2 separate regions of the Homo sapiens genome follow, and region 1 is linked to region 2. The links are chromatin contacts, found by Hi-C or POLR2A ChIA-PET in ENCODE. All regions are on one chromosome and are shown on one strand. The core of a region is the stretch at or near the end of the contact, and the rest is flanking DNA. Distances in the headings are between cores, read along the strand shown. Region 1 holds the start of CLEC11A (C-type lectin domain containing 11A). Region 2 overlaps NOVA2 (NOVA alternative splicing regulator 2).

Region 1 (2,700 bases), core at 37-2,536, 4.8 Mb before region 2:
TGGCCCAGATAGTCTCATTTTTTTCCACCCCGCGCGCCGCGGACTCACCCTCCAAGCGGCCGTGCTCGCGCTCGGCGCGACCCTGCGCCTCCTGCAGGGCTTGCACGGCATCGCGGGTGTCGCCTGCCGCGTTCCGCAGCTGCCGCAGCCCCTGGGTCAGCTCGACCACGCGGGTGTCCAACGCGTGCAGACGGACGTGCAGCTGGTGCAGGCCTGCGTCCAGGCCGGCCAGGCGGCCCACTGCGGACAGACAGGGATCATGCTGGAGGGGGAGCCTGGAGATGCAGCGGGGGGCCTGAGGACCTGGAGAACTGGGATCTAGGGCTCCTGAGGGCGGGGTGGCGGTGGGGGGGGCACCCCGGACTCCTGGAAGGTAGGGTCGAGTGGCCCAGGCCTTTAGGAGGCATGGCCGTGGACCTGGGGCTCCTAGGGGTGTGGGGGCTCTGGGCTGGGCAATGGACAACTGAAAGGCCACTTGGCAGTGAACCGACCCTTCATTTTTGCGAAAGTGACCGCGGCGGCCTAGGAGTTTGGGGGTGAGGGCTTCTGGTTACTCACGGATGTAAGTGACGATGTCCTCAGGGGTGGGAGAGGGGCTGGGGCCGGAGGATGGGGTTGGCGTTGCTTCCTCCTCCTCTTCCTCCCCCTGGTCCTCCTCCATCTCCCAGTCCTCTTTTCCCTCAACAGTTCCGGCAGGATTCTCATCCCCCCTCCCAGCAGGCAGTCCTAGGGCTTCCTGCAGATGCTGGGGCAGGGGAGGGGTGGTGAGCCCCAGCCTGCCACCAAGATGCCCCATTCACCCCTTTCCAACTCATAACTCATTCTCTGCTGCCTGAGTCCTGTCTCTGAGCCCATCACCCTCCCACTCCTCTGAGACTATCCCAATCGCTCCTCATTGTCCATTTCCCTAACCTTGCAATACCCCCTCCCAGACCCACAGTTCACCACCCATAGCTCCCTGACACTCCAGAGCTCACCTTCAGCATCAGGGCCTCCCTCTCCCGCTCCTCCTCCTGGGCACCTCCCCAGCCTCCCTCCCACTCCCTCTCTGCTCCCCGAGCCCCATGGCCAAAGCCCAAGAGCTGGGGGACCACCAAAGCCCCCAAAAGCCAGGCTGCCTGCATTAAGCTGGACTCTTGGCACCCAAAGTTCCAGATGTCTGGATGTCTGGGGTGGGAGGGGTGGCCTCTGGGAACTGCCGAGTGCCCCTGCCCTGTGTGCAGGTCACTAGCCCCCAGGTTCCCGATTCTCCCAGCTTCTCTCTTCCTGTTCCTCTCCTCGTCTCTGTCCGGTCCGTTGGTCTCCTCTGCTTCTCTGTGTGTGTCTCTCCCCGCCCCTCTTGGCTCCCCGGAGGCCCTGCCTCTGTGGCCGGAAACCTCCAACGTTCCAAAGCCTAGATCCCGCCTTGGGTCTCCTCGCACACCCTCCTCTTTCCACTTTCCAGAGCTCGCTTCCGCCCTGCTCTTTCCTTCTGCTGTAGCCCAAAGATCAGATAATCAGGAAGAGGATGGAGCTGGCTCTCCAAGGAATCTTGGAAAACACAGGCCCCGGCCTCAGCCCAGGAACCCGCTCAGAACCATCTCGGCAGTGGTGGGATGCTGGGACCGAGCACTGCTCCCTTCTTCCCTGCCTGGCCATTCCTAAGGAGGGGCAGACCTCAGGGTCTCGCTGAGGTTGTTATTACCCTGTGGCCACCATCGCCTGCACACTCAATGGAGGAGACTCCAGGGCCCCTCCTGCCCCCTAGATTGCCCATCCTACCCTCCAAGCCCTTGTCTGGAGATCCAAGTGAGTGTGTGTGGGGGCAGGGTGACACATGTGAAGAGCACGCGTGTGACTGTGTGCATGACCCTGGAAGACGGGGCTCGGGGATTAATTGGCCACTTTACTAGAAGCCTCCTGCAGGCCAGGCTGTGGGCTGGGTGATGCTGGGGACTCCAGCTGCTTGCAGACCAGCAGCCAGATAGCTCCGGGGATGAGGGGGCTGGAGATGGGAGAGGGTGAGGAGTCTGGCGGAGCAGTCAGGGAAGGTTTCTCCAGGAGGTGAAATCGACAGACGCTAGGTTGTGTGCTCAAGGAGCTCTGAGCATTCAGCAAGCCACCTCATTTCAGCCTGGACCACTGCAGTCTCGCCCTCCCCCTCCTTCCTCCTGAGCCCCTCCAATCCCGGCTGCTTGCCGCAGCCAAAGCAATCCTTCCAAACCATAAATCAGATCACATCACTCCCCACTCCCCTGCTCCCCCACCTTCCCATCATAAGCAGGAGGGAAGCCAAGCCCGGGCCTCAGTCCTCAGCGCAGCCTACCATGCTGGGGGCTGGGAAGGAAGAACCCTTTGCACCTCTGCAGCCTCATCACCCCCATTCCCTTCACCCACCCCCAGCCTCCACCTTCCCTGGCCTCTTGGCTCATCCCCAAATACTAAGCTGATTACAACCTCAGAGCATTTGCACTAGCCCTTTCCTCCTTCTAGAAGCCTCTTTCCCCAGCTCCTTCTCATCATCGAGGTCTCAGCTCCAGGAGGTCTTCCCCAACCACCTTATCTATTCCGCAAGTTACTTTATTAAAATGCCCCATTTCATCTTTTTGGTATAATCAAGACTGGCATGATCTTGTTTGTTTATGTCTGTTCCCTGCCAATGAAAGCAGGGATTTTTATGCACTGATGCATCTCCTAGCACAAGGCCTACCTAGCACATAG
Region 2 (2,700 bases), core at 53-2,552:
TCAGTAGAGACAGGGTTTCACCATGTTAGCAGGCTGGTCTCGGACTCCAGACCTCAGGTGATCCACCCGCCTCGGCCTCCCAAAGTGCTGGGATTACAGGCGTGAGCCACTGCACCTGGCCTGTATATTTTTTTTTGTAGAGATGGGGTCTCGCTATATTGCCCAGGCTGAACTCCTGAGCTCAAGCCCTCCATCCACCTTGGCCTCCTAAAGTGATGGGATTGCAGGCATGAGCCACTGTGTCCCACCACACACACTTCAAAAAACATTTTTATAGTTTTATAACATACCTCTATCAACGTGCATACTCTTGAATGACTACTTAATACATTCATATTCTTTTTAATATCAAAAATACAAAAATAAAACTGTCATCATTTTATGCCTCCCTCCAAGATACACACATAGAGCTGATCACTCCATGCACCCCAAATTTAGCAGAATGCACAGACTCTGAAGCCAGACACCTGGGTTCAAATCTCTGAACATCCACTACCATCTAAGAGAACTTGAACACATCTTGAGCCCTCTCTGTGCCTCGGCGTCCTTAGCAGGGAATCAGGGACAATAATAATATTGCCTACTTCATATATTAAGTGAACACGTATGTATAAAGTGCTTTGGTCAGGTGCGATGGCTCACATCTGTAATCCCAGCACTTTGGGAGACCAAGGCGGGTGGATCACTTGAGGCCAGACTGGCCAGCATGGTGAAATCCCATCTCTACAAAAAATGCAAAACTTAGACGGGCGTGGTGGCACACGCCTGTAATCCCAGCTACTCAGGAGGCTTAGGCATGAGAATCACTTGAACTGGGAGGCAGAGGTTGCCGTGATCTGAGATCGCACCGCTGCACTCCAGCCTGGGCGACAGAATGAGACTCTTGTCTCAGGGAAAAAAAAAAAAAGTGCTTAGAATGGTGCCTGAGGCTTGGGTTGTATAAGGGTCAGCTATTATTAGACACTCTTGTGGGGCTTAACCAACCTCCCCAAAAGCCCCTGTGGGCCCCCTTGTAAAAACTACAAGGGGATGGAAGGTCAAAGACTTCCTGAGTTGGAAGGAAGCTTCACAGAGAGGCAAACCCTCGGCCAGCTCTTCCTGGGGCATCCACCTCCCCCTACCCCGCCCCCCAGTTCCCACCCCAACCCACACCCTTTCCTATTTACACCAGACGGAGGCAGACTGCAGGCTGACTCACCCTTGGCTCAGACCAAGCCATTGTTCTGGGGTGGGGAAGGGGGGGTAGTAAGAGTGAGGAACATGGCCCAAAGCGGGTGGGGGATGTCAGCTACACAAGTGACCCACAGACAGTGACGCCCAGACACATGGCGAGGCTGGCCTGCCAGACTGGGAAATGGCAATTGAGGAGTCAGGGTCGTGTCACCAGCGTGCTGCACTGAAGTGCTTGCTGGACACTGACACACACCCCAGGTATCCCAGACACACAGGTACACAGCCACACGGTGCCTGGTGCACACTCAAGACACTTTTTGTTTTTTTTCTTTTTTTTGTTTTTTTTTTGAGACGGAGTCCCGCTCTGCCGCCAGGCTGGAGTGCAGTAGCATGATCTCGGCTCACTGCAACCTCCGCCTCCCAGGTTCAAGCGATTCTCCTGTCTCAGCCTCCCGTGTAGCTGGGACTACAGGTGCGTGCCACCACGCCCAGCTAATTCTTGTATTTTTAGTAGAAACAGGGTTTCACCATGTTGCCCAGGATGGTCTCGATCTCTTGACCTCATGATCTGCCCACCTCGGCCTCCCAAAGTGCTGGGGTTTCAAGCGTGAGCCACCGCACCCGGCCACACTCAAGACCTTTTACATTCTCAGGGGCAGAATCCCCTTCAAAGAGAGAGAGACACACTCACACTCCACGCATCACACACATCCCGGCTCACCCAGGCACGCACATTCTCACACTGACCAGTCAAGTTTTCTTTGTCTCGCTGTAATTCACATGTTCAGACACACACATACACAAACACACCAGTCATCCAAAAAGTCCTACAAACTGACACCTGAGTCTACCTGTCTGTCTCTCCTTCTCAGGTTCACACACACTGGTCATAGGGTCTTTCCTGTCTCCTGTACATATGTGTATATTCACACTGGTCATCCAAATAGTCTCAGAAACATCCAGAAGTGTGTCTCTCTTTCACTTTCACAAACACACGTACACACACAAATGCAGACACATACACTGCCATCCAGTCTCAAAGTGGTATATATTCATTGTGTAGCCTCTATCCCACTTTGTGAGATTCTTTTGTTTCTTTCTCTCAAACTCTCACATACACTCAGCTCTGTCTCACAAAGAGTCTACATAACCTTCATCATCAAAGCGACACCAAAGTCTGTCCCACACACAAGGGCACGCACGAACATCTTCACCGGAATCACTGTGTCACATAGTCTGTTCATAAGGCAGTCTCTGCACTTTATCTTCTACAAACACAGATTAGGATCATCTAGCTAGTCCTGCTCAAGTACACACACACACACACACACACACACACACACACACACCACTCACCAGCCTCGCAGACACACACACTGGTCACAGTGTCACCCAGAATCTCTTTCACACACATATCCCAATACCCCCCAGTTTCTCTCTCCCCCGTGCCCCCACTCCCTAACACTCTCATGCAGAAATGAGAAGGATGCCCAGGACAGAGCCACAGCCAGTATCTGGAGAATCTCC

Evidence for each region. Hi-C counts contacts between places; a loop is a spot of excess contacts on that map. ChIA-PET counts read pairs that join two places held with the same protein, here RNA polymerase II (POLR2A).
Region 1: a map of sciatic nerve shows a loop between it and region 2 (11-fold over the local background). The contact joins the promoter of CLEC11A here to the enhancer-like site in region 2. A Hi-C loop is called at or near these places in 1 of 168 maps with a recorded cell type or tissue (sciatic nerve). POLR2A ChIA-PET finds 5 or more read pairs at or near these places in 1 of 52 experiments (HEK293T).

What each region holds. Positions count from the first base shown.
Region 1 is chr19:50,721,950-50,724,649 of GRCh38, reverse strand. It overlaps CLEC11A (C-type lectin domain containing 11A), which reads right to left and starts at 1,286. Exons shown (of 4, transcript NM_002975.3): 1 at 978-1,286; 2 at 559-745; 3 at 49-240. The coding sequence starts at 1,124.
Region 2 is chr19:45,954,678-45,957,377 of GRCh38, reverse strand. All of the region lies in intron 2 of NOVA2 (NOVA alternative splicing regulator 2), which reads left to right. Among named protein-coding and RNA genes, the nearest start is that of NOVA2, 18 kb to the left of the region's middle. Within about 2 kb of position 1,302, at least 10 of the 41 ENCODE cell types and tissues checked have a DNase peak (open chromatin) inside an H3K27ac peak, as active enhancers do.